Linked DNA regions of Mus musculus: region 1 is linked to region 2. Evidence: chromatin loops called from intact Hi-C (ENCODE). Cell type or tissue: heart. All regions are shown on one strand. Links, peaks and the distances in the headings refer to the core of each region. The heading gives the core; the rest is flanking DNA.

Region 1 (15,797 bases), core at 4,306-12,305, 54 kb after region 2:
TCCTCTGGAGGTGACAGGTTGGGTGGGTTGGGGTCAGCTTGGCAGGCTACCAATGGGACAACAACAGTGCTTTGAGAAAGCACTAGTTTTTAAATTCATACAACACCAAGAAGATTGCCCATCAATTAAAGCCACAGATATTCAGCAGCCAGCTTAGCAAACTAAAGATTATTTTTAACTGTGCACACCAGACAGCCGGGCTGGCTCCTCTGGCAGCTCTGTCAATCTCAGCAAATCTGAACTAGAGTCATGGGAGGTGACAGCAAGGGAAACAGTGGGTCAGGACAGCATCCCCCCTGGGTGTGCAAACAACTGAAGGAAAACTTTCCGAGGAGGTTGACTGCCCAGCAGGGACCCATCACCAATGGCACTGTGTGCCTTTCTGCTAGAGGTACCTGTCCAGGCATCACTCCTTCATTGACGGAACAGTCATTGGCCTTTCTGACTCATGGGTATTGTCACTGGTTCTCAGATCTGCTTTGAGGAACTTAAATGTGGACCCTCATCATCTCTAATTTGACTTTTGGCGGTTTTCAGAGCCTGGCCTGCATCTTGTGGTCATGGTTAACCCCCTATTTGGCTGGAGTGTCATCATGCACAGGTCTTCTGTCATCTGTCTTCCCAGCGAAACATGTTGGTCGGCTTCCTGCTCTCTCACCTCTTTCTTTCTCAGGGTCTGAGTCAGAAAGCCTAGAGTGAAGCCCAAGTGCTGAAATTTGAACAAATCTGACAGGTGGGGCCATGCACATAGCACTGGTCGTCTATAGCCTGGCTTCTTAAACTGTAAGTTGTGAACACACATGGAATCACGTGACTGAGTGTGGGCCTAAAATATGGCAACAGTCAAGTAATACTGCAGTGTTACTGGCCGTACTCAGCTGTGTTTCCTTGCACACCTTCACTAAGGCCTTGGTTCTAGATCCAGAGCACCTAGATGCATGGTACTGCTCGAGTCTCATCCCACGTGATGCTTGTGAGCACTGGCCCCAACACCTCAGCTCAGATTTCAGACCTGTGGATGCTAGGAATCGTAGAAATAGGAAGATTTCTGGTCTTTACCAGAAAGTAAAAGGTTTAATAGCAGAAAGCCATTTAATGTTTCTCCCCCATTGCTCCTCAGCACGCAAGCACCAAGTTAGTCTATCTTTGGGTTGAATTGTGTCAGAATGTACAGAATGTCAGGGTGTATGGCTTTAAAGATTGTTGCTAGTGGGTTGATGAGCAGATTCAACAGATAAAAGGGCTTCGTGCCAAGCCTGACAACAAGAGTTCAATCCTCAGGAACCACAGGGTGAAAGGAAGAAAAACCCACTCCTGAAAGCTACATACATGCACATGCAGACACACACACACACTCGCACACACACACACACACATGCACTAAATGTAAAAAAACCTCTTAAATTGTTACCTGAATTGCTGACTTGAGTTTCATTTAAGGAAATTATTAAATGGCTCTGCAATTGTAATTAGGATGGAATTCTCAACAATTTCTGAAATGGTCCTAAGCAATATTTTTGCCATTTTGAACCCCGTGTTTTTGCAAAGTGGTATTCTCAGCATTGACAGTTATAAAATCAAAGTATCAGTTAACTTTGAAACATGTTTCGAAGATGTTCTGTGTCTGATGTCTGCAACATCAAATACTCGGCCAAGATGTAATTCTTTTTTTTTTTTTTTTTTTTGGTTTCTTTTGAGACAGGGTTTCTCTGTGTAGCCCTGGCTGTCCTGGAACTCACTCTGTAGACCAGGCTGGCCTCGAACTCAGAAATCCGCCTGCCTCTGCCTCCCAAGTGCTGGGATTAAAGGCATGCTCCACCACGCCCGGCCAAGATGTAATTCTTGTGTAACAATAAACAAACACACTCATCTCATTTGTATGCATGCATCTTTAATAAGTGCTTAAATTATGCGAATACCAAAGAATTGTTTCAAAATAAATTTCTTAACGATTAATTTCAGCAAATTATTTGTCTATATATTGTTGGTTTGTGTGTGTGTATGTGTGTATGCATGTGTATGTGTGTGTGGGGGGTATGCGAATGTGAGCCAGTGTTCATATGTAGGAGGGGAGGTCAGAGGTCAACGGTAAATGTCAGGAACCTCCTCAGTCACTCCCTGCCATTTTTTTTCCTTTGAGTCAGAATCTGTCCCTGAAGCCAGAGCATTCTGATTCAGCTAGGCTGGCTGGCCAATGAGCTCCAGAGAGCCTCAGTTTCCCCATCCTCAGTGCTGAGATTACAGGTACCACAGTCATGTCTGGCTTTTTATGTCAATGCTAAGGCTAGAACTCAGGTCTTTATGCTTGCATAGCAAGCCTTTGGCCAGTGGAATACTTTTCCTACCATATATATATACACCTGGGGTCATGTTTTCCTGGGTAAAAAAGAAATCTTTTTTTTTTTTTTTTTAAAGATTTATTTATTTATTATATGTAAGTACATTGTAGCTGTCTTCAGCCACTCCAGAAGAGGGAGTCAGATCTCATTAAGGATGGTTGTAAGCCACCATGTGGTTGCTGGGATTTGAACTCTGGACCTTCGGAAGAGCAGTCGGGTGCTCTTACCCACTGAGCCATCTCACCAGCCCAAAAAAGAAATCTTGAGTAGAAAAGGGTTAAGAAGCCCTGATCTACAAATCATACTGCAGACACTTCGCTTCGCTGGCTCCACAAACGTTCCCTTTGGTATTTCCATTACTGCTTCAAGGGCACTTTCTTCTTTTGTGATGGCCTTTAAGGTCATGCAGAAGATAAATATAGTTTTCAGAGATTAATGAGATATATTGTCCTTGTGAAGAGCCGAGGCCACATGGGAAGAAATCTTGAGATTGCAAGTTCATTGATGAAGAGACGTGTTAATTATTATTATTTGTATCATTAGTGTGTGTGTGTGTTTACAGCTCGTGTGGCAATCAGAGGACAACTTTGTGAAGTTAGTTCTCACCTTCTACCTTTATTTGAGCTCCAGGGATCAAACTCAGGCAGGTCCTCTGGCTTACATGGCAAGCACCTTTTCCAGCTGAGCTATCTCATCTACTTCCTTTTCTGTTTTAAACAGCTAAACTTTGGAATAATTTCTAATACAGAAATAGCTAATACAGTGTCGTTGCTGTGTGGATTTTTAACATTCTTTTCTGATTTGGGCCTACCCCAAGGCCCCAGTCAGCCTAGTGGTGACTACAACTGGGAAGCTGGGGGGCTGTTGGGGGGTGCTTGGGTTGGAGGAGAGTGTCGGAACCAGCAGGAAGTAACTGTGATGACCTCATTGCTCAGAGAATGGGGGTGGAGGAGCACAGGGCTGGAAAATAAAGCGACTCTGTCATACAAGGCCAGCTGGCCTGAGTAAGTTCTCAGTAACATGCTTGGACTAAAAGTGTAAAAGACTGTGGGCTTCCCTTTGCCAAGACGGGAGCTCCTAGCAGGTTACAAGGGAGAGGATGAGACTGGAGAGGGAATTAGGGCAGCCACACTAAGACTGGAAGCCGCTGTTACAATCTGGGGACCCAAGATCTTGAACAGTATATTTTACTTTCTGGATAATCTTGAAGATGCATGGAATAATGTACCTGAAGCTTTATAGAACTCACCCAAGAGGCAAGGGATAACTGTAGAAGAAACTTTTTATGGGATGCACATAAGTGATTGATTTTTTTGTCCTTATTCCTGGAAGAGGGCCAAGCTGAGGGTCTGCCTATGTGCTGATGTCTGTGTGAGTGGAAAACGCCAGCTAAGTCCTCCGAAGTGGGGCTGTGGAGACCAATGTGGTGGGTCTCTCTTAAAAATAAAAGACCCAGAGGTGTCCAGAGACCACCTCTAAACAGAATTGGAACCACAGAGAGTTTGACTGCAAAAGCCCCGTTCCCTATTGAACATGAAATAAGCCTTCAGAGATAGCTCGTTCCATTTTGATGTGTGTACTGCTCAGGTGAGACTGAGATGCAGCCCAGCCCTCTTTTGACGCACAGATACTCTTATTCAAAGAAGTCAATGAGCAAAAATAGACAAACGTTCTCATCTAGAAGTCATGACTCACAGTTCTGCAGAGAACTCTCCGAGGAGCAGAACCCAGTTGGGTGGATTCACCTCACTGATGTCAGCAGTTTCACACCGAGGAGAACATAGTAGGCTAATGAGCTGAAAAAATGGTTGATGATATCAGATGAGAAGTGACTCTTTAGAAAGGACACGAAAGTTTTGAAGAAATCATAGAAAATCCCAGACCATAAAAGATACTTGGTCACAGGTAGACATAAAGATTTTTAGAACGGGGCGTAGCAGTGTATGCCTTTAATCCCAGCACTTGGGAGGCAGAGGCATGTGGATCTCTGTGAGTGTGAGGTCAGCCAGGTCGACAGAGAAGTTCCAGGACATCCAAGGCTACACAGTGATACCCTGTCTTTAAAAAAAATAAAGAACATTTGTTTGGAGCTAGAGAGATGACTCACTAGATAAAAGCGCACATTGCTCTTGCAAAGGACCTGGGTTCAATTCCCAGCATTTATATAATGGCTCACAACCACCTGTAACCTCAGTTCTAGGGGATCGATCCATCAGGTACACATACATGCATGTGAACAAAATATTCACACAAAATACATCAATAAGTGAAAAAAGAGAGACTTTAAAAGGTGTTAGACATGGTTTTATATATGTATATCTTTAATTCCAGTGCTAGGGAGACAGAAGGAGAAGTTTGAGGCTAGCCTAGTTTACATAGTGAGTTCCAGGACAGCCATGGCTATATAGAGAGATCTTGTTTCCAAAGAAAAAAAGAAAAAAAAATTAATGTGAATAAGATTACTGTTAAGAACTTGTATGACTACTTCTTTCAAGACTTTCAAGGGTTATGCATCTGAGTCCATCATGTCTTTAAAGTATGCACACTTTCCAATGTAGCTCTAAAATTTTTGAAGATGGTAAGAAGTACACAGTCCATACAGAAGTCCTTTTCAGAGATAGGGTTACATGTCACGATGTGATGTCATCTATGTGATCAGTCCCTAAAGTGCTTACTCATCTGTTTGTCTACCTTTGTGACAGTGCGTCAGCCCATGCTAGTTCAACTCGTTCTGCAACCTAGGATGGCCATTTACTTCTGACCCTCCTGCTTCTACATCCTGAGTTAGGATTACAGGTGTGTGCCATCATCCCTAGTTTATATAGAGCTGGTGACTAAACCTGCGGCTTTCGGAGTGCTGGGTAAGAACTCTACCAACTGAACTACATTCCCAGCCTCAAGGAAAAGTATTCAGTTAAATCATATACCTCAGGGCAGTGGTGGCACACACCTTTAGCCCCAGCACTGGGGAGGCAGAGGCAGGCAGAGCTCCATGAGTTCAAGGCCAGAGTGGTCTGTCTATACAGTGAGTTCCGGGACAGCCAGGACTATACAGAGATACCATGTATTGAAAAACAAACCAAACCAAAGAAAAAAATAAGGCTCTCTTCTCTTTCCTGAGCCAATGTTCAGAGCCGATATAGTCTGCCCTGGCTTTCTGAGTTTAAGGTTCCAGTTCCTTTGCTCAGGGAAATGGATCATCAATGTTCCAATAAGCCAGGTTTTGGAATTTCCCAGGCCATTAGATAGACTTGCGACTGTGGTGACTTGAGAAGAAGAGAGTTCTCAGGGAGACACTTGGTCTTCCCTAGGAGTGGCCCTCTAACGTCTAGGACCAGAGCATACCTTGTTCCTATCAAAGAATGTGGTTCCTTACATTTTTGTTTGTTTCTTTGCTTTGGAAACAGGGTTTCTCTGTGCAGTCCTGGATTCCTGGAATTTGCTCTGTAGACCAGGCTGACCCCCGACTCAGAGATCCACCTGCCTCTGCCTCTGGATTTCTGGGATTAAAAGCATGAGCCACCATGCCCGGTCGGGTTCCCTAGATTCTTGCTGTAAAACTTACTGGGAGATTAATAACACTTGGTCAAAATCCATTTTCTTCTGGCCCCAGAGCCCAGGTGTTACCAATTCCCTGATTCTCCCAGAGATGTGCCTTCTGGTTTTGCTCCTTTCTCATAACTCCATCCTCCTAGGCCCGAGCAGTGTAAGTGGCCGTTTACCTCAGGGAAATCCTACTCTGGCCCAGCGTGCATTGTGGGCATCACGGAGCTCTGATTTTTGTTTCCTTCCAGGGCTTCTCTCATCCTAAGGCCCAGGATCTGTAGCAATATATCTCTGGAGTCCCAGCTGCACCCCTAAGCCTGCAGAGCCCCTCTACTGCTCAGGTGTCGGACAAAGTAGACCTTGTTACCTTAAGAGGAGGTGAGTGTGAGAAGCTAAAATACCACTCTCTCACAGGCTCACTGTCACTGAGGTGGGCACACTGCCTGAATAGCCTTGAGCTAGGACTCTCGTCTGAAAGGCCTTTGGAAGCAGTGGCCTAACCCCGTGTGGCTCCAAAGTCAGGCTGAGCTTTTCCCAAGCAAGGCTGTGATCCTTTTCTGTCATTCTCCTATTTCTGCCTCAAAGCTCCGCTCCTGGAGGCCTTGTATGAAAATCAGAGTAACTTGGAGATCTGCTTCTACATGGGGGATAGAGGTAGAGTCCATGTTTATTTACCTAGTGCTTTTACCCTGGCATGGAAGTCCCTGGAGAGTGGGTCAGGGAATACCAATAAAGGAGCTGCCTGCTGCTTCTCCACAAACAAGTTAGCCAACCACCTGATGGGCCAGGTGTTTGAAGGTTTGTGAATGCCTGGGAACAAACCTGGAAGACAAGCTACAGTTCCCATCATTCCACGACATTCCACCATATTCCACACTGCAGAAGGGCCATTATTACAGAGGTTGCCATCACAGACCAGCAAAAACAAGTCATATTCCCCAGCTGTCCCTCTCCTTCATTTTAAAGTGTGGGATGACTCCATCTCCAGTTAATTTCCCAACTCATAACATTACCTCAACTATGAGTTTGACCTCACCTTCCTATTTTTCTTTCATTCTTCCTTTTTTGGTTTGAGGCAGGGTTTCTCTGGGTATCCCTAGCTGTCCTGTAGATCAGGCTGGCCTTGATCTCACAGAGATCCAACTACCTCTGCCTTCCAAGTGCTGGGATTAGAGGTGTGAGCCACCAGCATTCTCCCTTTCTAAGGCAGAGTTTTACGTAGCCCAGTATAATTTTAAACTGACATTGAAAATCTGATCCTCCTGCCTCCACCTGACTGCTGGGATTGCAGGTACATGCACTATACCACCAAGCTGGTTTATGCAGTGGTAGGTACCAAACCCAGGATCTCATGCATGCTAGCATGCATGCTAAGCGAGCATTCTACTAATTGAGCTACATGCCTAATCTCTTTCTCCTATTTCCTGATGTGATAGGCAGGTCTAAGCATCTGCTGTGTTTTTATTGGTGCCTGACACGCGTAGGGGAAAGTCTGTTGAGAGCATGAAGGGTTAAATGACTCCTGGGTCCGTGGAGTCCCAACACCTCCTTTCCTTGCTCACATTTGTTTGTTAAATTTGAGATAGGGTCTCACTCCGTAGCCAAGGCTGGTCTGGAACTCAGGATCCTCCTGCCCTCAGCGTGCTCAGCCTTTCCCCCTTGACCTTCAAGAGGCTGGTCACTCTTCCGGATGCTAACAGCCAGGACAAAGGAGGCAGCTCTAACACAACTGTCTTATGATTTAGGGAAGTCCACTATGTGGGAACTTCTGGGGATAATGAAGTATGATGATTGTCCTTTTAAATGGATACCCACAACGATAAGCAAGATCTCACCATAAAGGTCCATTATCATGAGATGATGGGTAAGAATCCAGAGAGCTGAAAGACAGAAATTCTTACAGCCGTTATCATACGTTTAACATTCCCCAACTCATACTTTGCCTATCTTTGTATACTTCTTTTTTGTAGAAATTATAGTGCATCTATAACCTTGTTATCTTCTATGCTGCCTAATATGAACCTTTACCCACATTGTCATAAACCCCTTACAAATATGTTTTAGTGGTTGAATAATAAATACTCCATTGTATGGATGTACCATGCTTCACTAACCATTTCCCCAATATTGATCAGTTTCCAGTATCTCTCCTACTGTAACTTAGAAATACCATAAGGCAGACTCTGGTGCGTTAAACCTTTCCTATATTTTATTTGCATAATTTTTATTATACAAAATAAGATTCTATGTTACACATTCATACTTCCCCTAAGGGTGCAGTTCTATTCTTTAACTTTCCTGTTGGCGACCTGCAATGGTCCATGCCTCAAATGCAGCATCTTCTCAAAGGGCAAAAGCTGATGCAGCCAATTCTAGAAAGCTCTATATGTCCTGCCCACATGGAAGCTCTTAGCATTATTTGAACAAGGGCTGCTGGGGACAAAATGACAGCATGTCATTGCAGTCACCAATGACATCCTCTGCCAGCACAACCAGTCCTCCGAGTGGAGACACGCCATCACAGCAACTTGGTGGAACGATACCCCAGGCCTCCGATCATCCTGGTCTTAGGTCCGGCCTCGGCCAGGGCCTTAGGGGATCTCTGTATCCATAGTATAAATCTGAATGAGATCAGACACAATATTGTCAATGATTGGCTTGGTAAGGTCATCACTAAATACCTGCCACCAAGGCTTCTCGGCCTCACCCTCTGCAGGCACCTCGACTCCATAGACCTGCAGGGCCAGGTAGAGCACAGCCACGGCTAGGTGCTGAGCCTGGAAGCGGAGGCATAGCCCCCCGTGGTAGCTATCTCGTAGCAGAGCCCAAGCTGTAACTGAGATGGGGGTTCGTTGCCAGCTGTAACGATTCAGCCAGTTCTTGAGGGAAATCAAGTAGTGCAGCAGGTACTTGTGTGGATGCTGGAAAGAGACTTGGAAGCGCAGAACTCGTAGCATAAGAAGCTCACATTGTACAATGCTGTCTCGTAGCTCCCAGAAGCGGGAATCCAGCTCCAATGGCTCACTGCCCGGGTTAAAGTACCTGTGCGACACGTTGATGATGTCACGAGTACGCAAGTGTTGCTCCTCCACTTTGCCGGCCAAGTAAATGGAAGACATGGCGACCAGGTAGAGGTCATATGCGTCCAGGTTGATCTCGCAGAAGAACTTATGGTAAATGGTGCAAGCGGTGGCGATGGGGATGGACTGCATGCCTAGCTTGACGCCTGCCTCCATGATAAACCGGGTTACTCGGAAGTGCACCCTCGCCTCGGGAGCCGGCCTCTCCTCGGCTCGCGGCGCCGCCGGCCCGCTTTCGCAGCTGTCTGGCCGAACAGCCTCCATGAGGCCCAGCAGGCCGCCCCGGAAGGAGAAACGCTCCGGCGCGCCGAGGCCGGCTCCGGGGGTCCTCGCGGAGGGGGCGTGCCGTCAAGCGGCCACGCCCCCACCCGTCCTGCCGCCACGCCCACCCTGCTCGGCTTTTCCTCCTATATTAAAAGATAGGCACTCAGGAGCAGCTTGGTGGAGACGAGGAGTGCTATTTTTAAGACATCTGAGAAGATACTACTTTTGATTTAAGGGGCTTTTTCACTGTTCCTGAGAATCCAGGCTATGGAAAGGATGAGAGTCAACTCTCACCCTGGCATTTGCCTCTGTGACCCTGGGGGCTTTGGTTGATCCTCTACATCTCATTCCTTAGGTGCAAGTTGGGGTGGTTGGCTGTCCCCTCCTCATGGAGCTCTTGTGAAAAATGAACGAGTGATGTAGGCAGATCAAATATGCTCCATAAGTTTGGCTTTGATGATTATTTTTCTGAGTCAGGTTTTCTACATTTAACCCAGACTGGCCTTGTACTCTTGATCCTCTTATCCCAGGTGTGCAACACCACACTCAGCGATATTTTGTTTTAATTGAAAAAGAAAGGAAGGAAGGAAAGAAAGAAAGAAAGAAAGAAAGAAAGAAAGAAAGAAAGAAAGAAAGGAAGGAAGGAAGGAAGGAAGGAAGATAGATACATCAGGACATCAGGACAGGGGTTTTCTATTGTAGCCTTGGCTGTCCTGGAACTTGATCTGCAGACCAGGCTGGTCTCCAAATCAGGAGATCTACCTGTCTCTTAGGATTAAAGACATGCACTGCTGCCCACCCCCCCACCCCCCCCCCCATCCTGCTACCATCACCCAGCTCATGACCTTTAGCTATTACTAATTTGTTTTGAGGAATCTTTCATTTTCATTTATGTCTTTATATATCTGTATGAATTAAGACTTTTGTAAAGTGGGAAAAAACACCCTAAGCCATAGGGATTCCAAAGAGAGGTATATGCATTAGACGATGTACCAGACATGGATTTCTCAATCTTAGCGTTCTTTAGCCCCCAAGAAAAGCAGTACCCCACAACTTCTACATTTCTCATTTGGCCACTTGTAGCACACGGTTATCTTCCTCTTTAAATGTTACCGATTAAGACTACATTCTCAAATTTTATTTATTTTTTGTTTGTTTTGTTTTTGGAGACTGTTTCTCACTATATAGCCCAGGCAGACCTGAAACCTGTTATATAGATCAGGCTGGCCTCACAGAGATCTGCCTGACAAGTGCTGGGATTAAAGGTGTGAGCTTTCACATGCTGTGGAAGACACTATGTTGGTAGTTCTGGGGACAGATAGAATCCAGCACATTACTCGTGAACTAAATGCCCTGCCCACTTCAGTATGATTTTTTTTTTTTTTTTTTTTTTACTATGTCAGAGGATCTTATTGAAAACACATCAACAGTGGTGGTATAACTTGAGAGGGAAAACGAAACTGTTTCCAGAGCTCTGTAGAACCCTGACTTCTGTAGGAGCACACTCTGGTAAATTGAGACTGTCCATCCTGGGTGCAGTGGCCTGCGTTAGCCCTCAAGGCAGAAGGGCAGAGCAGCCAGTGTCTGCTGCAGCTCCCCCTCCCCCAAAAGCAGCTGTAAATCCATTTCCTGTCTTGTAATTATGTCTCTTGTAGTAATTAGCCCCTTCATATCAATGAAGCTGAATTTCCATGGGTAATGAAATGAAGCCCCAGTGTGTGAGACAAATGAAATGTGGCAGGCAGGTGATGGCCTTGCAGATTTCCTTGGGGACAAAGGAAATGACCCTTCATGTCCAAAGGCCACTGTGGGGGTGAGGGTGGAGGAAGCAAACAGATCTCTGTGAGTTCAAGGCCAGTCTAGTCTACATAAACAGTTTCTGGAAGGCCAGGGCTACATACCAAGTGTTTAAGAAAAAGGTCTGAGTGCACAAGGATATTTCAAGACCTTGAAGCCCTAAAGCCAATACAGAGCCATGTCTGGCGGAGTGTATTTGGGCTTTCCCTGTACTGCTGGGTTGAGTGAGGCTGGGTGTATAAATGTAGCCTCATGGCCTTGAGAAAGAACTCAGTCTTAGAAATAAAGAATATCACCCTCCATCTCTCTCTCTCTCACTTTCTTTTTGACACCGAGTCTTTCTATGTAGCCCAGCATTGGCTAGCTTGGAATACCACATGTAGACCAGGCTAACCTTGAACTTGTAGAGATTTGCCTGCCTCTGCCACCAAGTGCTGGTATTAAAGGTGTTAACCACCATACCTGGCCCTCTTATTTCCTTCTTCTTTTTTTTTTTTTTTTCTTTTTTGTCCTTATCCTTTCCAGGCTTCTCCGTGTTGTCAGCCTATTTTGGGGACACCCATTTCCCTTTGGCTTTGCAGTGGATGGAGTGAAGCACACAAAGTGCACGTAAACCGTTAGGAAAACTAAGAGCGAGGATTAGATCCTTATTTCTTTTCCTGCTCCTCCTCCTCTCCTCCCTCCTCCTCCTCCTCCTCCATTTGTTTTTCGAGACAGGGTTTCTCTGTGTAGCCCTGGCTGTCCTGGAACTCACTCTGTAAACCAGGATGGCCTCAAACTCAGAAATCTACCTGCCTCTGCCTCCCAAGTGCTATAATACAGGTATCTACCATCATGTCTGGTTAGAGTTCTTTTCTTCCTTTTCTTCATGCTTATTTTATCCTCTGCCCAGGGTCTAGTTTCTCTCCAACTTCCTTTTTCCTTTTTCTTCCTCTTTCCTTTTTTTTTTTTTTTTTTTTTTTTTTTTTCTTGAGACAGGGTTTCTCTGTGTAGCCCTGGCTGTCCTGGAACTCACTCTGTAGACCAGGCTGGCCTCGAACTCACAGAGATCTGCCTGACTCTAAGTGCTGGGATTAAAGGCATGCCTGGCTTCTTTCTTTCTTTTTTTAGACAGATCTTGTATAGTCCATGCTGACCTTGAACTCCCTACCTTTGCCTCCTTAGTGCTGGGATTTCAAGCATGAGCCACCATACACATCCAGTTGTACCCTTTTCTCCCCACATATATATATGGGGAGAAAATAGTGTGTGTGTGTGTGTGTGTGTGTGTGTGTGTGTGTGTGTGTGTACTATGTGTAGGTGTGCATGTCTGCATGTGAGCACAGGTGCTGGCAGAGGCAGCATTAGATCCCCAGGAGCAGGAGTTACAGACTATGTAAGCTGCCTGACTTGGGTGCTGAGAATCAAACCCAAGTCCTCTGGGAGAGCTGTAAGTATTCTTTACTGCTGAGCCATCTCTCCAGTCTGCAGCTTTTTCCTCTGAGATGTTCTCAGTATGTAGCTGGTCCTTCCAAATGCTGGGATTATAGGCATGCATGACCCTAGCTGGCCAGGCCCTGAATCCCCGAGAAAGCTCAGCCACTGATTAAGTCCCTTAGATCCTTGATCTCTAAAAGGAGGACAAGGGTCACTCTCATGCATACCTCACTGAACTGAGGAAGAGGTAGGGAGTTCCTGGCTTTTCAGAGAATTGTCTAGGCAAGCTTGTCCATCTCTACACACAGTGTCATCTCTACACACAATCACAACATGCAACATGTTCCTTTATCTGCTAGAAATGTAAAATTATCAAACAGTAAAAATGTTATGCCCATTACTTTGGATATTAAGGTTCAGTTCATTGAAAAGAGAGACAGAGAGAGAGAGAGAGAGAGAGAGAGAGTACAACAAGGCTCCTAAAGAATTAGAAGTTCCAGAAAATTCCAGGCCAGGTGTGAGAACAGGCTGGAGCCTTGGAGCCAGAGGAAGAGTCTTCTCGGAGGAGAAGATTTATCTCAGAGTTCCACAAACTTATCTCAGAGCTAAATCTACATATGCATATTTCCTGGCTTTTGTTCCATCCTTTTTATAAATTGTAACTCTGCTGCTGGCAAGGCTAGGAGAAGCTAAGAATTTCTCTCTCCCCAGCTCTGGCCAAAACAAATCCTTTCCTTTCCCAATTCCCATCTCCCAGTTTTTTGGTAAAGAAGTAAGCAAGGGTGCAGAGATCTCAAGAACACTGGTGCTGCCTTCTTACCTTCTTAGTCTAGACCCCACTTAGACCTCGCACATCCAGACATTCTGTGAGGAAGGTATTGCTCATCCTATATATAAATCAGGAAGTTGTGGGACTGGAGACATGGCTCAGGGGTTATGAGCCCTAGCTGTTCTTCCAGAGGATCTGGATTTGATTCCCAGCACCTACATGATAGTTTTCAACCATTTAATTTCAGTTCCAGGGAATCTGATGCTTTTGGGCCTCCGAGGGCATCAGGCATGCATGCACAAGGTGTACAGGCATGCATGCAGACACTTGTACATATAAAATAAAATAATTTATAAAAAAGAACAGCCAGGGCTAGGCAGTGGTGGTGCATGCCTGTAATCCCAGCACTTGGGAGGCAGAGGCAGGCGGATTTCTGAGTTGGAGGCTGGCCTGGTCTACAGAGTGAGTTCCAGGACAGCCAGGGCGACACAGAGGAACCCTGTCTCAAAAAACCAAAAAAAAAAAAAAAAAAAAAAAAAAAAAGAACCCCCCCCAAAAAAAAAACTCAAACAAACAAAAAAAGAACAGCCAGGGAGTAGTGGTGCTCTCCTTTAATCCCAGTACTCTGGGGACAGAGGGAGGTGGATTTCTGTGAGTTTGAGACACATAGAAAAAAGCAAACCCTCTCTCAAAAAGCCAAAAAGCAAACAAAGCAAAACAAAAACAAAAAACAAGTGAATAAAGAGGTCACCCATGGTCTAATGAATATTAGATGAATATTATATTTTTTCTTGAGACCAGAATTAATGATTACACTTTGGTGCATGGTATGTGTGTGTTTGCACAGACCAAAAGACAACCTTGTGCGTTTCGTCTTAGATGGTATTCTTCAGGCACTGTCTACCTTTTTTGTTTTTAAGATAGCTTCTCTCTCACTGGCCTGAAATGGTGAAGGTGGCTGCTCAGAGACTCCCAGGGGCCATCTTGTTTCCACTTTCCTAATACTGGAATTACAAGCATACAAGCATGCACCATAACTCTCTCTTTCTCTCTCTCATGTATGTATGTATGTATGTATGTATGTATGTATGGGCATGGGTGTAAGTGAAGGCCAGAGGTTGATATCCTTGATTGCCTAGACCAATCCTTGATGGCTCTCCATCTTAGTGTTCTGAGTCAGGGTCACTTACTGAACCTTGAATTCATCACCTCAACTAGGTTGACTAGTCACTGAGCACCAGGCATCCACCTGTCATTGCTCCCAACCCTAGAGTTACAGACACAATCTGTCATGGTCCTTGTGTTTGTAAGGCAAGCACTTTACTGACTGTGATGGTTAGTTTTAATTGTAAAGCTAACACAATCTAGAATCACCTGGGAAGAGAGCATCTAGATCAGGCTGGACTGTCTCAGAGGATCATGGAAGGAAGGTGGTGTTTGCATTTGTTGATGTGGGAAGACCCAGCCCACCTTGAGTGGCACCATTCCCTAGGTTTGGGCCCTGGACTATATATAAGAGTGGAGAAGGTAAGCTGGATAGTACTTCATGCACTCTCTCTCATTCTTCCTGTCTCTTTTCTTGCCTATGGATGTGACCAGGGCCTCAAGAGTCTGCTGCCTTGACTTTCCTGAAATGATGGACCAGAATCTGGAATTACAATCAGAATGAAGCCTTTCTCCCCTAAGTTGCCTTTTTTGTCAGGGTATTTTATCACAGCAACAGAAATAAAACTAGGACACTGACTTAGCATCTCCCAGCCCTGGTTAAGCTGTTTCTAAGAATTTGGGCTTTTGTTTATGTTGCAGACACATAGTCCTGGATTCATACACAGACACCAATTTCTCCAGCTTACTGTTGTATGCTTTTCATTATAGCTTTGGCGAAAAATGGCCTAATACTTGAAATGAGTAAGCTCCGAGTTTCATCTCTGCAGGGCCCCAGGGGGGCTGACTTCTCAAGCTGCCTCCTCAATAGAGCAGAGAAAGCCTCAAAACAGGGTGTCCCTTCCCACCCAGAAAACCTTGAGGTTTTGTTTTTTTTTTTTTGTTTTTTTTTTTTTTCTTTTTGGCAAAGCTAATAACATCTACCTTACAAAATTGTTGCTAGTATGAAAATAAATGTTTGCACATACAGGACAGCGCTGGTGGCTGGGATGTAATTCGGCTCTGTATTTTGTGTCTCCTGTTGCGTGTACACACCCACATACCTAGCATGGGAGAAGCCTCGGGTACCATTGTCAGCACCACATAAACCTGGTCTTGATACACATGCCTGCAGTCTGGGCACTTTGGAGGGCAAAACTGGGGGCAGCCTGGGCTACAAGAGACCTTGTCTCAAACAGACAGTAGTGGGGGCATATTCAGTACTTGGTAGCTGTCATTTTTACCACATACCCCAATCAGCTATCCCATGAAGTGCTTATATAAAGCATAAAACACACAAATCTCATCTGCATGGTACTACAACTCTGAAAAGTGAGTGGCAACCTGGGCTGGAGGTAAGTTCAAGGCTAGCTTACCTTACATTCAGACTGTCTCTCAACACACATACACACACACACACACACACACACACACACACACACA
Region 2 (15,797 bases), core at 3,106-11,105:
TATTTCTTGGCTAGGTACTTCTGAACTACTAATGCCATCTATCATGTCTTGGCACATGCTTACTGACTGCTCTGTAACTGATGCCTCGGGCACTCTTCAATATTACCCCCTAGCAACAACAGGATCAAAATGACAAGCTATTTTAGTTAGGAAATCATTGTTGCTGTGCACTAGATGACCCAGTTAACAAATAATTCACTGGAGTGGGTTATTATTATGGATGTACAGGGAATCGTAACTAAAACCCAAACATAATCTACCAGGTAGCTTCATTCCATTTACTGGTTAAATGACAAATGGAAGAAATTTCTTTGTCCTTGACAACTTCCAACCAACTGATCACTGATCAGCATGTTAAGGAAGCACACAATATATGCAGTTGATCCTTAAATTGCTAGCACATCACTAAGCCTGAGTTAAAAAAAAAAAAAAAAAAAAAAACTTTTAAAACAACAATAAAGCAGCCACTCGATTATAGCACAGAAGTCAATAAAAACTTGGTCAGATTCTAGTTGTAAAGAAAACATTCTAGTATCCATCCCAGTAGAGGTCGTTTTATATCAAAGAATAACATTTCTTCAGATGTCATACTTTGGAGAAAGACAACAAACAATCTACATTCAAACATATATCTAGTTAATAGATACAAATATCCTCCTCTGGCATAGCAAATGGAAAGGGGGCTGACTGTACCAGTCCCCGAACTGATTTAGAGATACTGTTATTTTAGCTAGTTTAAAAGGTAATGTTTTTCAAATGTTCTTTTTTTTTTAAGTCCTTTTTTCTAAGTTGGTATTTAGTACTAACATGACATTAATCTCCAATTATAAAACAAATTTACTCTTTGTTATATTGCGATGGGTTTTTTTTAACATGCAAATAATCTTCAGAGTTGAAATCTAAAATCATTTTGAATGTTACAGGCTACACGCTCTCAATCACCAAGAAACAGGTACAGTAATATTAGACGGTGCAACTTTTCTCCTCTAACTTTTCTTTATGACCATGAACCTGTAGTTTCTAAAGGTACATTTATTTGTAGTTGAAATCAACAATATAAATTTCCACACTGCTAGTTTCACACAGATGCTCTGTTATATCTAGAAAAGCAACCATTTCCTTTTTATGGTGCAGGCTCTGCTTCTTCAAAGCTCTTTGCACAAAGCAGACCCCCTCCCCCACCCCACCCCCAGAACCCAGCAGTGCCTGTTAATCTTGACTGATAGTAAAGAAACACTACAGACTCTTAACCTGGAAAAGCTACTAACAAAATACACTTTTAGTATACTACTCTTACTGGTGTAACTCAATCCAGGATCTTCCCCAACCATCCGAAAGCGTTCCCCATTTTCCAACACCTAATTTCTTATTTACAGAGTAAGAGGACCACAGAAAACACACTCTAATTTTCACAAGATGAACAAGTTAGACATCTCTGCCACGCATGAAAGTTTACACTGAATAATTTCTCATCCACTCACAGACACTTCCCCCGCCTCACAGAGATCATCTTTAGCAGTTTACTTTTCCTTTAAACACAAGTGAATTTCCACTCAAGCACCTTAGACAGTGATGGCAACCTTCACTTATGCCTCCCAGTCGGTTAATCCACAATAGTTTCTATGACAGCGCAGATGATGAGTGGAACACTGGCTATACTATACCCAAAGTAGCTGTTTTGTTGTTGTTTTAATTGAGAGAACAGAAGAGTAGCTTCCCCTCAGCTCTGAAATTTAACCTTCATTATCTCCTTGGCACAAATTCAATTGAGGAGGTGACTCTATGGTATTTAAAGTCATGCCTCCTAAAATAATTTGAATGTTGATTTTATACGGTAAATCTGACAACACAGGAAGATTCTTCCTGCACATTAACAAAAGCATTTTGTTCTTTTTTTTTTTTTAAACCAGCAGTAACTACAATAGCATCCACTGAGGACTTACTGTATACTAGTTATATTAGTTTATAAGGATCACTTCATTTAACCCCAGTACCAATTCTGAGATCAGAGCTAAGATCCCCATTTCACAGATGAGGGACTGAAAGAGAAAATTATCAAGATCACAAAGCTCAGTGATAAGTCACTAAGTATCACAACAGAGATGTTGAAGTTTTGAAATACAGATAAAAGTAACTTGCTAAGGGTATTAAAGCAAAAACATTCAAAGCTTTGCAACTTTATTTGAAGTACAAAGACAACAGACTGGATGCATCTACGGATCTTTGATCTTTTAATTAATCAGACAAGTAAAAAGCTAAAACATTAATTTTATAAAGTGGAGGCCTTTCCTGGACTCACTTTATCAAGGCAGCATGTAGCATTAATCCAATCTATATTTTATGTTGAGAGTGTCAAAAACTGACTGGGCTTAGAAGTCCTCAAACTCTTCTCATGCTGTCAGCTTACTCCAATTCTTTAAACTATATACTTCATAAGACCCTGAAGCACTTTGTTCCAAAGTTGCCACATTTTTAAAGCACAGTATTTTTCTCTAGCAAAGGTGAACTATGGACAAAAGGATACATTTATATTATCTTCACCAAAAGATAGAAATATTGTTTGTACTTTGTTTTTGCATTACGAAATGTCCATATGGGCACAAATGCAAAATACAAAGTCCCAACATCTGATAATGCAGGTCAAATTATATATGATGTTTTAAGAACCAATGAGCAACATCGATCATTCACAATGAATACATTTCAGGCTACCCCTGCTCACATTACCAGGTAAGCAAGAACTCTTACTTTGAGATAAAACACAGCAGACAGTTGTTAATGAAACCTTAATTGAACTGTCAAAGCACCATCTTTACCAGCAAGCTAATGGGAAACTCACGATTTTACACAACTGTCCAAGACTGGTAAATTATTCTACTAGTAAAATTCAGCAGAAAGGTAAATCGAGTTAGGTACTAAGTTGTTCGGTGATAAATCTGAATGGTAAAATACTGCATCATTTCTATGAATATTTCTCCCTGGCTGCATTGAAGACTAGTCACCCTCAAAATTATATTCACGTTTTGGCCATTAGTTAGTACCCCAAGGTGCATGTCCATGAAAAGGAAGGGAGTAGATACAATTCCTTATATAAACTATGCCCAAAAAATACTCCCAAAATAACTGACTGAATCTAAGTGAATATGATGCCCAGATAACTACATATAGTTTTGATTTAAATGATGTATCACTAGAAGGATTTGCTTAATCTTTTTTTTTAGTTTAGTTTGTTTGTTTGGTTTTTGTTTTTTTGAGAAAGGGTTTCTCTGTGTAGCCCCAGCTGTCCTCGAACTCAGAAATCCACCTGCCTCTGCCTCCCAAGTGCTGGATTAAAGGCGTGTGCCACCACTGCCTGGCCTGTTTAATCGTTCTAAAAAATAATTGTTTCACACATAAAAAGAACTTTCTAAATTAAAAAGAAAAACTATGTTTTATTAGGTTAAATGGTAAACAACGTCACCTGGAATTTCAGCACACTACTGGCAATTCATTCTGGTGTGGTTATCAAATCTCTAGTTTTAGCAAACTTAGGTCACAAGGCAGTTAAATTCCAAAGAAGCAATTCAGACATCAAGTCATCAATATGTAAATATAAAAATAGAAAAGCATTTGCATACTAAAAACACACCTGGTACTCCTCTCCCTTTTCAAACTAAATTGTATTTCACCTAAAACAGCTGATAAAAACCATTCCTGCCTGATTGTGAAATGAAATCGTATCAAAAAGAAAAAATTGGAAGACACTGCAAGATGGCAGCCATCCGAAAACCAAGGAAAGAAGCTCAGAAGGACTCAAGCCCACCGACACCTAGATCTTGGATTTCTATTCTCGAGAACTGAGAGAAATATATGCCTATGTTTACGCCAAAACAAAGCAGAACATCAAAAAAGCAGTAAGATGCCATAGCACTGTCCTAGGTACTGGAGGAAAAAAAAAAAAGTTCTTCTAGACCAGTGGTTCTCAACCTGTGGGTGGAGCCTCCCTAGAGGATTGAAAGACCCTTTCACAGTATCACCTAAGACCACCGGTAAACACAGATATTTACATTATGATTCATAATAGTAGCAAAATTACAGTTTCGAAGTAGCATCGATGGTAACTTTATGGTTGGGGGTCACCACAACCTGAGGAACTGTGTTAAAGGGCTGCAGCTTTAGGAAGGTTGAGGACACTGTCCTCTTCTAAACATGGTGCTACATCTCTACATTCCCAGCACTCAGAGGCAAGCTCGAGGCCCAGTGAGCTACATAGTTGAGCTCCAGGCCAAACAGAAACAGTTATATATTGATTGAGACTTTGTCTCGAAAAGTTACAAAACAAGTACTTTGTTATACAGGTCGTACCCTCAAGGAACTTACAGTGTATTCAGTAAATATGAAACAATTGAAGATGGTCAAAGTTACTGGTTCAAGGGGCTGTCTGCAAATTTCTAGAAAGGATTCCCACCAAGCACTGGTGGATTTTTCAGATACAAGCGATTCCTAATGTCCACTGCCAGGAGGTCTGACAGATGAGATGCTAGAGCACTCCCTTTTCATTTTTTCTACTCTTGCCATAAAACTGACGTTAAAACTTCTGCAAGTCACATGGCCTTTTGACAGAAAGGTAGTGAACTCGAGAATGCTAAAAAAAAAAAAAAAAAAAAAAAAAAGCTCCCTTTCTGTATCCCTTAAGTTTTCAGCATTGGACACAACCCCATCTTAAAAAAAAAAAAAAATCCAGATACTCAAAGTTTGTGAAACAATGACAAGAGTTAAAGCAGGAAACCAGTTTTCTCCTGCTCTCCTCCCATCCCCGCCTAGTTGGGAAACCCTCAAGGGTTAGGCAAGGAGTGGAAGTGCCTAGTGAATTCCCTGGGGAAGGTGCTCTGGAAGAGAAGAGGAAGGCAGGAATAGTCAGGTCCCCGAACAGTCACTTAGAAGAACCCATTATGGCTACACTCTTCCCCACCAGCAATCCCACAGTCCCTGGAGAAGAAGGAAGGCAGCAATAACCTCCTTGCAGGCTGGCTGAGAAAAACTGAACTCTACGTTGTTGGGTTTTTTGTTGTTCTGTTTTCGTTTTAAGGAGAATTAAGAATCAGCTCACTTAGGTGCCAAGACTTTAACTTCTGGAATCAGATAGCTAGCTATTACACAAATAATATCTAGCTGAATTTTAGCCTTCAAAACAAAGAAAGGAATTTATTTATAGGCAAATTTTAAAGATTTCTTTTTTGTGATGGGGACTTCCCTGGACATTAAGAATCTATGTTTACATACACTGAAAATCTGAAATCATCTCTCCACCCTGGAATTGTTAATCCTTGGGAGGAAAAACTAAGAAAAAGAAAAGCTCAGCTCATTCTATATAGGATAGAAGTAAATGCACTATAAGCTACCAATCTTCCTATGGAGGGCAAGTTGACAAAGACGTTGCATTTAACAAATCTTTAGACGTTTAAACATATCTGACCATTAACAAAAGTCAAGCAGCTTCATTTGTTAAAAGTACACTTCCCACCATAGCAGCTGGCCAATAGTCAGCAACACATTACATGGAATGTGGGCCACTGCGTAGCTCCAGTCTACTAACCTCATTTGTGCTACTCATGTGTGATGCTATATTTAATGCATTCTTATCAGAAGGCTAAGCTACAGACTTCCCAACTTAAGCTTTATGGTTTAAAATAAAACTACTCAAGTGATGATTTTTAATGGGTTTAACAATGAAACCTACCTTTCTTCCCAGGGCCAAGATCACAAAACAAGGTATGAAAAGATATAGTGGGCAGGAAAGTTGACTGCATTAAATATATTCTGCTGAGGACTAGTATAAAGCAATCAAGCTGGGGGTCAGCTGTTGACACCTGCTGTAATTGAGCAGCCAATCCAAACTACCACACTTGAGATGGCCAAGGTCTTTGTAGGAGGTATTTCACACATTTACCTGCTGATCTTACACTCAGTAGCTCTCTGAGTGAGGTTCTTGGAAGGCAAGTTCATCAGTCTGCAAACTTGTGTCACTCTGGAGAAAATGCTCCACTACCATTTGACATGACTCAAAAAGCACGGGCCTAGAGTGCCAGTGCACTAGGCCTCATCGTCATCCAGGAGGATGGCTCCCTCAAGTTGAGTGGAAAAGCTCGCTCTACTTTGGTCAAGATGGGAGTAAAACCAATGAAGCATGGCTTGCCCCGTAAGAACCATGTGGAGTTGTGGTTTTGATACTCACCAGACAACGCCAAAGGCTCCATATCCAATTGGTCTATCCGGCTCAATGTCCAGCTGCTGTTGCGGATGATGCGAGTGCTGATGATGGTGCGCCTTAACTGTAGCAGCTGCAGCAGCCTGTACCTGAGCTGGGGCTGCTGCGGCTGGCCCAGGAGCCTGACCCGGTGCCGGGGATGGGAAATATGGCTGTTGTTGCCCAGGGTTTAACATGGCTGCGGCTGCAGCTGCTGCGGCGGCTGCCGCAGCTGCCGAAGACGTATGCTGCTGGACTGGGTGTACGGCAGCAGCCGACCCCGGATGAAGGTGGTGTTGAGGGTGGTGGTGGTGGTGAAGGTGAGGAGGAGGAAGGTGTGGAAGGTGGTGATGATGGTGGTGGTGGTGACCTGCTGCAGCTGCAGATGTACCGCCATTGTAAGCCGCCATCATTTTTGCGTTGGCTCTTGTGCCACAAAGAGACATTCAAAAAAATGCCCTTTGATTGGAAAGCAAACTGGGTCAAGCTGTCATTTGGCCATTTAAAAAAATGAAGAAAAACCACTCACTCCACCTCAAAAAACATAGAGCGGAACTGGCTTTATGTCTTCATCGGTCAATCCAGACAAGTTTGACAATCTTGGGTGTTCGATTTGGGGGTGAGAGTGTGTGGAAGGGTATGGGTTGTCAAAATAAAAGTTAAGAACATAAAATAAGAAGAAAAAAAAAAGGAAAAGAAAAAGGGAAAAGGGCCCCTTCCCCCCAGGATTCCTGCCACAAGTGGATACTAAAACTCCATTCTTAATGGGGGGGAGGTTCCAACTTTGAATGTGGGAATAAAGGCCAAACCTCCCGACCCCCTGAACTCCGCACACGAAAAGGATCTGGTAACACGCCACCCTTGGAATCTTGTAAGAGGGTTGACTCATCTACCCCTTCCATTCCCACATCCTTTTCTAAACACCTCCCACCTCCTCAAAAACACAATTAAAAAAAAATTCCAACCACTCTAAATCAAAAAAGATGAGGGGAAATTATCAGGGAAACCAGCTTCCAGCTTCCCTCCCCTCGAACTCTCAGGCCTTCCTACATCGCCCCCTACTCCGAGTCTGGTTGACCTGATTGGGGGGACTGAGGAGATGTACCAAACTTTCCTAGGCAGAATGAGCCAGGGAAGGAGGCTGGAGGAAGAGAGTGAGGCGAAGAGGCGACAGGCAGGACAGAAGAGGAGAGAGAAAACCCCGGCAAAAGTGAAGGGAAGAAGGTGCAGGGAGGGAATGAAAGAGCGGTGGGCAGTACTCGGACGCCCAGACACAGGGAACCGCCCCGGAGGAGGTTAGGGTCCCGGGGCCAAAGAATAGGAGCCCCGGGAAGCGGGCGGGGGACGGTCGGAAGCAGGCTGACTCCTGCCCCCGCCGCCGCCGGCTTGTGCTGAGGAGGGTTGGGGGGGAGAGCGGGTGGGTCCCCCGCGCGACGGCCCCTGCAGGGCTCAAGGCTGCTCCGTCTCCCCCCCTCCCCCCCACCCGGCTTCCGTGCCCACGGTCGCTTTCTCCACAGCCGCCGTGACCGCTTTCTCTTCAGCCGCCGCCTTCTCAGCCGCCGGTGCCGCCGCGGCCGGACTCACCTCCCCTAGCAAAGCCGGATAGAGCGGAGCCAGCGGCGGACACGCGCAACCAGCCGCCGAGGCCCCGCCCCCGCCTCACACTGACCGGCTGCCCTAGCCAATCCACGCCCACCTGTCCGCGTCCGCCTCCAATCCCTGGCCGGAAGCTTCAGACAGGCGCACTGGTCGACCAGTGGCAACCAGGTGTGGGTCTCCTGGGGAAATCCCGCCCCCGGTTCAGGATGGGCAGACAGACAGACCAATAAAAAGGCAAATCTTGGCCTGACCGACAAGACTGAAAGCCAATTAAAAATCAAAAATCTCCGTGACTTTTTTTTTTTTTCTTTCGCCTCTCTCCTCTTTTCTTTTTCTTCTTTTATTTTTTTTTTATTTTTTTATTTTTGGAAAGAGCAGGAAGCTGCGTGCTAATCCCGCCTGCAAGAGCTAGAAGAGAGGGGCGGAATGAGGAAAAAAACCAATCACGAGCCAGGAACAAAGAACAGAGAAACCAATCCTTGGGTTGAAGACTAAGTGGGATGGAACTGAGTACAAATAGATATATAATTGGACAAATGGGGGAAAAAAGATTGACATAGGTCCCGCCTTTCGTATGTCCCATTGGATAGCATTGTGGAGAATTTGCTGTCATATCGGAGACGACATCTTCAGGAGGCGGGGCTAAGAGAGAGGTGTGGTTTTGATGTGGGCGGGACTTAGGCGGAGAAGGCGGAGTCTAAATTATCACTGGTCCATTGATAGGAGCCATCTACAACTCTTTCTAAGGTACAAGATATGGGAAAAAATAGAAGGAGCAAAAAGGCATGTTAAGCTTCAAAAACTCAAGGTTTCGTAATACGAAACAAAGTAGACTCATCAGTTAAGCTTGATTTTGACCAAAAAGAGGCTTTATTTTCAGTATACCAAGACTGCAAAATTTATACAAATTAAAAACCAGGGGAAAAAAAAAACACGTTAAAGCCCCTAAACAGTAATAATCTCCCAAAGTTTTCTGGTCAAGTAAGTTCCATTCATTGAAATTTTACTAGAAGAACATCATTCTTTGATATTACTTTGCTTAACCTAAATTTATTCTTAAATACTAGGCTAACAGACATTCTTTTCAATAAAACTGTGTATCAAAACCTAGAGGCCATTTTTGATTCCTCTTTTGCCTGTCCACTCTTCCCTTTCCTATCAAGAAAGTAGTCTTAAACACCTTTGAGCTCCTCTCCACTTCTACTCCTCAATTTGCATTACCTGACTGTAACACCAATAGTGTATTTAATGCATCTCCCTGCCTACAGCTCCCTGATGGGCTGTTGAGGACATAGTAAACTTTTCAGCTCCCATCATCTGTAAAAGGTGAAGTACTGCCTGTAAAATTGTTGGTTAAACCAAGAAAGAAGGCATAGAGAAATTTCAGCAGAAAATATGAGCCCATGAAAAAAATCCCAGGATCATATGAACAATGATATATTCCAAAGTTCCAAAGTTCCAAAGTTCAACATGGTTTTGAAATATAAGGAATTGACTTGGGTTGAGTTCCAGAGAAGTTTGTCATTGACCCGTGTTCATAGAAATATGTAGCCAGATGTTGCGGCACATGCCTTAAATTCCAGCACCTGGGAGGCAGAAGCAGGTGGATCTCTGTGAGTTCAAGGTCAACCTGCTCTACAAAGAAAGTCCTAGGATATCTAGGGTCTCAAACCAAACAAATATAAATATGTGTAATAAAGAATAAACAAACAAGTAAATAAATAAGAAAAATAATTTGGCAGTCTATTTTTATCTGAGGTTTTGGTTCCTACGATTTCGTTTTCCATAGTCAACTGTAATTCAAAAACATTCTGTATATATTCCAAAAGTAAACACGTTTTAAAAGGTACACCATTCTAAGTAGTGGAATGAAATTGAGACTTGGTACTTCCAATCATCAGATTGACTCCCACAGTACTGCAGGGTTTATGTCCAAACAGCCTTACAGGACAGTTTACGATTGCCTCACCAAGCCCAAGTCATTTCTCCTCGCTTCATCTTGTCACATCTCCATTCATCACATGAGACACTGGGAGAACAGTTTTGAGATCAGGGACACAAACCACGTCACTTGTATTACAGTACACAGAATGCAACCTGAGCAACCTTATTCTGAAAATCCAGAGCTGAAGACATCCCAGATCTAAAACTTTTCAAGGGTCAACAGAACACACGAGAGGAACAGCCCATCCCTGACTTTCTATGACAGATCAGAGCACAAATGTGGGTGTACTGGGACATTACTTTCCTCCTTGAAGTTACCTTAGAACCCTATAAGGCATATAAGGGTTCTATGAAACATAAATGACTGTGAGTTTAGAGTTGGATCCCATCCCCAAGATGTCATTATATATGTAAATTTGTCAAAATTCGAAGCACAAAAATCACAAATCTGAAATACTTTGGATCCCCAGAACTCCAGCTAATGGATGTTCAACCTGGTCTAGCTTATACTTATTCTTATTGTGCCTAATTTATAAACAAAAACATTATCAAATACATGTATGAAGAGGGAAAATAGTATCTGTGGAACTTAGCACTATTCACAGTTTTGGGCAGTCACTTAGGATTAGTGGAGAAATAGTGTACAAGTCTGACCCTGCCTCTAGCCTTGAATAAAGTCAATAAGCATAAAGAGGCTGCCATGAGTTGGTCCTGTCTGCCTCAGGCCCTCCATCTCACTTCCACCCTCTCTGCTTGAGGCAGTCTACATTTCTCTCAGTTCCTCAACCACACTGATGTCTTGAAACCTTCATGGCTGATTTTCAGCTTAAGACATCCCCAGCCGTGCTCCACTCCTCCCCAGCCACGCTCCGCTCCTCCCCAGCCACGCTCCACTCCTCCCCAGCCACGCTCCGCTCCTCCCCAGCCACGCTCCGCTCCTCCCCAGCCACGCTCCACTCCTCCCCAGCCATGCTCCACTTCTCCCCAGCCACGCTCCGCTCCTCTCCGGCCACATTCTGCTCCTTCTCAGCCACTTTCCGCTCCTCCCCAGCCATGCTCTGCTCCTCCCCAGCCATGCTCTGCTCCTCCCCAGCCATGCTCCAATCCTCTACGCCATCCTTTCTGCTCCATGTGAGTCTCAGATTTTCTTTTGGAAAGCTTTTTACTACCCCTCATCTAGACTATGACTCTCCATTATATATCTTCATGACACTGCCTCCCTTGTAGCACTGAGAACTCTATTCTAATTGCTTATTGAGTTTGACCAGAACAGAGAGCTTGTCTGTCTCACTTATATTATATACCCAGTTCATACGACAGTGCCAGGGGAAGAAAAAAAAAAAAAAGCGAAGACAGTGGAGATCTTCACGACTTACTGAGGTCAGGAAGAGTCAGTACAAACCGGAGACCTGCCGTTTGCTAGCTCCGCGATTCTGGCCATTTAACTAACCTTTCAGTCTCGGTTGCCCCCGCTGAAGTAGTGCTATGTGCTTCATTAAGTTGATGCGAGAGTGAAATGAAGTGACATACTGAAAAATGCTTACTTAGCAGGGAACAAACCTTCAATATTCGTTAATTCAGTTCTCCCCTCTCTCTCGCCTAATGCTTGGGATACTTTGCTACCTTTCCCGTGGATGACAGTCTCCTTTAAAGCATAGTTTTGAGAAGTCTCTTTAGCACATAAGGTCTCTGGTTCTGTCCAAATCTATTAAGTTAGGTTTTGGATGGGAAAGAGCTGGAATCTGGTTAACAAGCCCTTCAAGTAAAGCGGCCCTGAAGTTGGCAGGGCCCTGGTCCTGAGGACAGGGACTTAAGTCTTCTCCAAGGTGAGATTCAGTGTCTGGTGCAGGGACTTTTGGAGGTACCTCACTGGGGCACTGGTAGCTCCTCACAGATCTGTACATCTATTTAGAACAAGAATTTCCAAGCGAACTGAGCATACTCCAGGTGCTACACAAATTAGACTCCTTGGAGAAATGCGTACACTTTCAGACGTGGTCTTATACTGAGTATCAAGTATCCCAGCACTCAGGGAGCTAAGGCAGAAGAATTGTGAGTTCACCGTCACCCTGACATAGGGAGACCCTGTCTCAAAACAAGAAACAAACAAACAAACAAACAAAACTCTAAGAATCATCATAAGCTTTGATTTCTAGTTTGTAAAATATAATTTAAAATGTTTATTTGGAGTTGGGCAAGGTAACTTGTGCCCATAATCCAGGAGACTGAGCCAGGAGAATTACCACGAACAAATTCAAGACCAGTCAGAGCTCCAGAATGAGACCCTGTCTCTAAACAAACAAAAAAACAAACAAATAATAAAAAGCAACTAAAAAAAAGCTAAAGAAACATGTAAAATTATCTGGATATGTTTTATTTAACTTGATATACCCAAATTATTGTAACTTTAATATGTGATCAAAATTTGAAAAGGGATACACACATATATGATTCGAGAGCTGTGAAATCTAGTATTTTCACTCACATACAACACTCAGTTGAGTTAAAAGTTCAGTTTCAGGTGACACGTGTCTGTAATCCTAGATGTTCAGGGATCTGAGCCAGAAGGATCACTGGGATTAGGCCACCCTGGACTACATGAGAAGTTCCAGAGCAGCTCAGACTATATGGGGATAGCATACCTCCTCTCTCCCTCTCCCTTTCCCCTCTCCCTTCCCTCTCCCCCCCCCTTTCAGGTTCAAGTCCTTCCTTCTTCTAGTCACCTTTCATACATTAGTTATCTTCAAGTGCTCATTAGCCACATGTAGCTAGCAGCTACTTCATTAGACAGCACAAATCTAGACCATGGGGTTGAAATTTTGCTCTGCCCTCCCCCGACTTCTTCATCCGTGGTGATCAAAGAGGCGATCCACAGAAAGTACATAGCCCGGAGCCTCTCGGCTCCTCATCAGTAGCTGTAAGTGGGATGGTTAGTATTAGTATTACAATCCAAGGTCAAGTATCACAAGTCAGATGAGAATCATGCTGTGGGCTCTGCTCAGCTCATACTCCCAGCATTCTATCCACATAGGGTGCCTGTCCCCTTAAACATCTCACCAGACAGTACAGTTTCCGGCCCTTTCCATCCTATTCCATTTTCAGGAGCTGAGCATGATGAACGAGGAGAAGTCGGAAGTGAGTCAGCAGGATAGCACTTAGAGCCCAAAAAAGCAAGCAGGACATCAGAATGCATAAGCAGGAATATAATGTGCAGGAAGTGGGAGATGATCTTCCCTTTCTTCTAAGAACTGGCTCTCCTTAAGAGCTGTCTGCAGCCTCTTTGTACAGCATGGGCCAGGCTCTGGGAAACTAGGGAACAGCAAAGAGAGCTCTCCCCTCTCCACAGTGCTAGGTGCTCAACATCACTTATCCCGTATAACACATCACCAATACATCCATTCTGCAAATAGAGAAGCAGACTTGGGGAGCCTCAGGGAAGCTCATACAGCTAGTGGGTGACAGCTGGGACTCACTAGCTCCCATCATACCACCATCCTTTCCACTGTGTGCCACAGTTGGAAGGAATAGTCAGTAGGGAAACAAAGCCACAGAATAACGGGGGTAAAGGAAAGAACATCCAGAAAGGGATTTCGCTTTGAAGCAGAGCAGCCTTCCTTACCAGATACATGCAATGTTAGCACTTTTGCTCAGAGCCCTCATTGGTGGTCAGGTAGGACCACCTGGGACCTTGGCAGCCTCACCCCTTCTGGGTCCTACTTCCATTAAGTCCAGGCTTATATCCTTCTGCCTCCCAAGTTGTACTCACAGATCCCTCAGGAAGATGTTCTCTGCTATTAGGCTCTCTAAATCTGTCCCTTTACTTGAAGAATTTACATGGTGAGTCTGCAGCCTTGACTGGAATCATATGCTGTGGCATTTTTTTCTAGCCATGTGACCACGGGTGTAATAACACTTTTGAACTTTGGTTTCCTCGTCTGTGTGGTGAAGAACACAAGATGGAGATTATTTAGTGACATCAGTGTCTGACTCAATATAGGCAGCCTCCTGCCTCATCGCTCCCCCTCACTGACTCGACATTTCCCACAGCCGTCTCTATCTCTAGGACTCTTGGCTGTGTTTGGGGAGTTGGCTCTGGGGATGAAAGGTGATAGTTAGATTTTAGTCACTTGTAAACACTTCTCGCTGGGCATTGTGGCGCATGCCTTTAATCCCAGCACTTGGGAGGCAGAGGCAGGCAAATTTCTGAGTTCGAGGACAGCCTGGTCTACAAAGTGAGTTCCAGGACAGCCAAGAATACACAGAGAAACCCTGTCTCAAAAAAAAAAAAAAAAACAAAACAAAAATACACTTCTCCTCGTCTCCCTTATCCATTCTCTTATTATGTTCAGGTCTTCCATCAGCTTTGTGACAGGGTGATAAAGCTGTCGCTACCAAAATAAAGCTGGAGACACTGGAGTGTGAGCAAGGGTGCAGACCTGTGAGACATTTGGCAGTGCTGCAAGACAAAGGGTGGGTCCAGGGTCAGATACAGAAGGCTCTAGAAGAAAAGCCACAGAGATCCAAGGAAGATTTTCTGATTGACAGGAGAGATATGGATGGAGGCAGGGATGGAACACAGCACAAGATCAGGAGATAATAGTAACTAGGACCAAAGATGGAGACTGGTTCATAACAATGTGCTGGGGACAGGGAGAGACCAAACAAGTTCCAGATCATTGCTGCCTGGGCCTTCTTTGCAACCACAGCTAACCCTTCATCTGCCTTAGTCACACAGCCTCTAAGTCCCAGGACAATCCCCTCTGCGTGTGTCTGAGGCCCTTGGCCTCATCTTACCTCTCTCTACTATTTAGCCCTGATCACATGCATCAGCCGATCCCCTACAGTTTCTTTTTAGGTAAATCAGAGATCATAAATGTTGTTAGTTAACGTTACTTTTGTTTGGTTTGTTCTATTTTCGCTTTGGCTTGGTTTGGTTTTTGAGGTGGAGTCTCATTTTGCCCAGGCTGACTGCAATCTATGCAGCCAAGACTGGCCTGAACTTCTGATCCTTCTGACTTCACCTGTCAAGTGATGAGATAACAGGTATGCACTACCATGCCCGGTTTTAAAGTGACTTTAAAGTTGAGGAGATGGCTTAGTGCGTAACGCTCACAAGGAGCTCATGGATCACCAGAACCCAGATAAAAGCTGGAGGTGGTGGTCCGAGTACCTGCAACCCCAGCACTCACTGGAGGGAGACAGGTGGATTCCGGAGACTTGCTGGCCAGCCTGTCTACCCAGTGAAGGAGTTCTGCAGTAAGTGACAAGTCCCATCTCAAACTCCAAGGTAAAGAGAGACTAAGGGAGATATGGGATGTCTTCTTTTTCTTTTCTTTTCTTTTCTTTTCTTTTCTTTTCTTTTCTTTTCTTTTCTTTTCTTTTCTTTTCTTTTCCTTTCCTTTCCTTTCCTTTCCTTTTCTTTCTTTCTTTCTTTCTTTCTTTCTTTCTTTCTTTCTTTCGTTTTTTTTTTTTGTTTTTTTGTTTTTGTTTTTTTGTTTTTTTGAGACAGGGTTTCTCTGTATAGCCTTGGCTGTCCTGGAACTCACTCTGTAGACCAGGCTGGCCTCAAACTCAGAAATCCGCCTGCCTCTGCCTCCTGAGTGCTGGGATTAAAGGCGTGTGTCACCATGCCCGGCATCAGTTTTTTGGTTTTTTTTTTTTGACCCACACACATACATGCATGTGAGCACGCACACCCACAAGTAGACACACACACACACACACACACACACACATACACAGACACACCCAAAAAAAAATTAAAGTTAGTTGTGAAAAGTAGTTTTAAAATATACTCTAAAATCATCATAATGGGCCAAGGATGTGTCTCTGCAGTAGCATAGCTTGCCTAGCAGATGGGAGACTCTGCGCTTGAGCTCCAGCACTGTAAAACAACAATATTAGTGATAATAAGCAATAACAAATAAAGTCATTATGCTTAGCCTTTGTAGATGTCCACTATTACTTTGACTTCTTAAGTCTTTTTTCTTTTCTGCAGTCAGTGTGCTCTTAACCACTGAGCCATCTC

The links. Peaks named below come from ENCODE experiments on the same cell type or tissue, not always from the same donor. Only the 100,000 strongest peaks of a DNase experiment are listed, where the experiment ranks them.
Region 1: it touches region 2 in a loop (2.5-fold over the local background); 6 of 42 quality-filtered maps call a loop at or near these places.

Annotation. Positions count from the first base shown.
Region 1 is chr11:78,742,434-78,758,230 of GRCm38, forward strand. It overlaps Ccnq (cyclin Q), which reads right to left and starts at 9,296. Exons shown (of 1, transcript NM_197989.1): 1 at 8,073-9,296. The coding sequence starts at 9,229. The coding sequence ends at 8,477. In heart, for the core only: no CTCF peak of the experiment used is centred there; a DNase peak (open chromatin) is centred at 9,258; H3K4me3 peaks cover 1,499 bases; H3K27ac peaks cover 1,238 bases.
Region 2 is chr11:78,689,595-78,705,391 of GRCm38, forward strand. Nlk (nemo like kinase) reads right to left here and starts at 7,831. Exons shown (of 11, transcript NM_008702.3): 1 at 6,215-7,831. The coding sequence starts at 6,672. In heart, for the core only: no CTCF peak of the experiment used is centred there; DNase peaks (open chromatin) are centred at 4,847, 7,947 and 8,377; H3K4me3 peaks cover 3,418 bases; H3K27ac peaks cover 1,783 bases.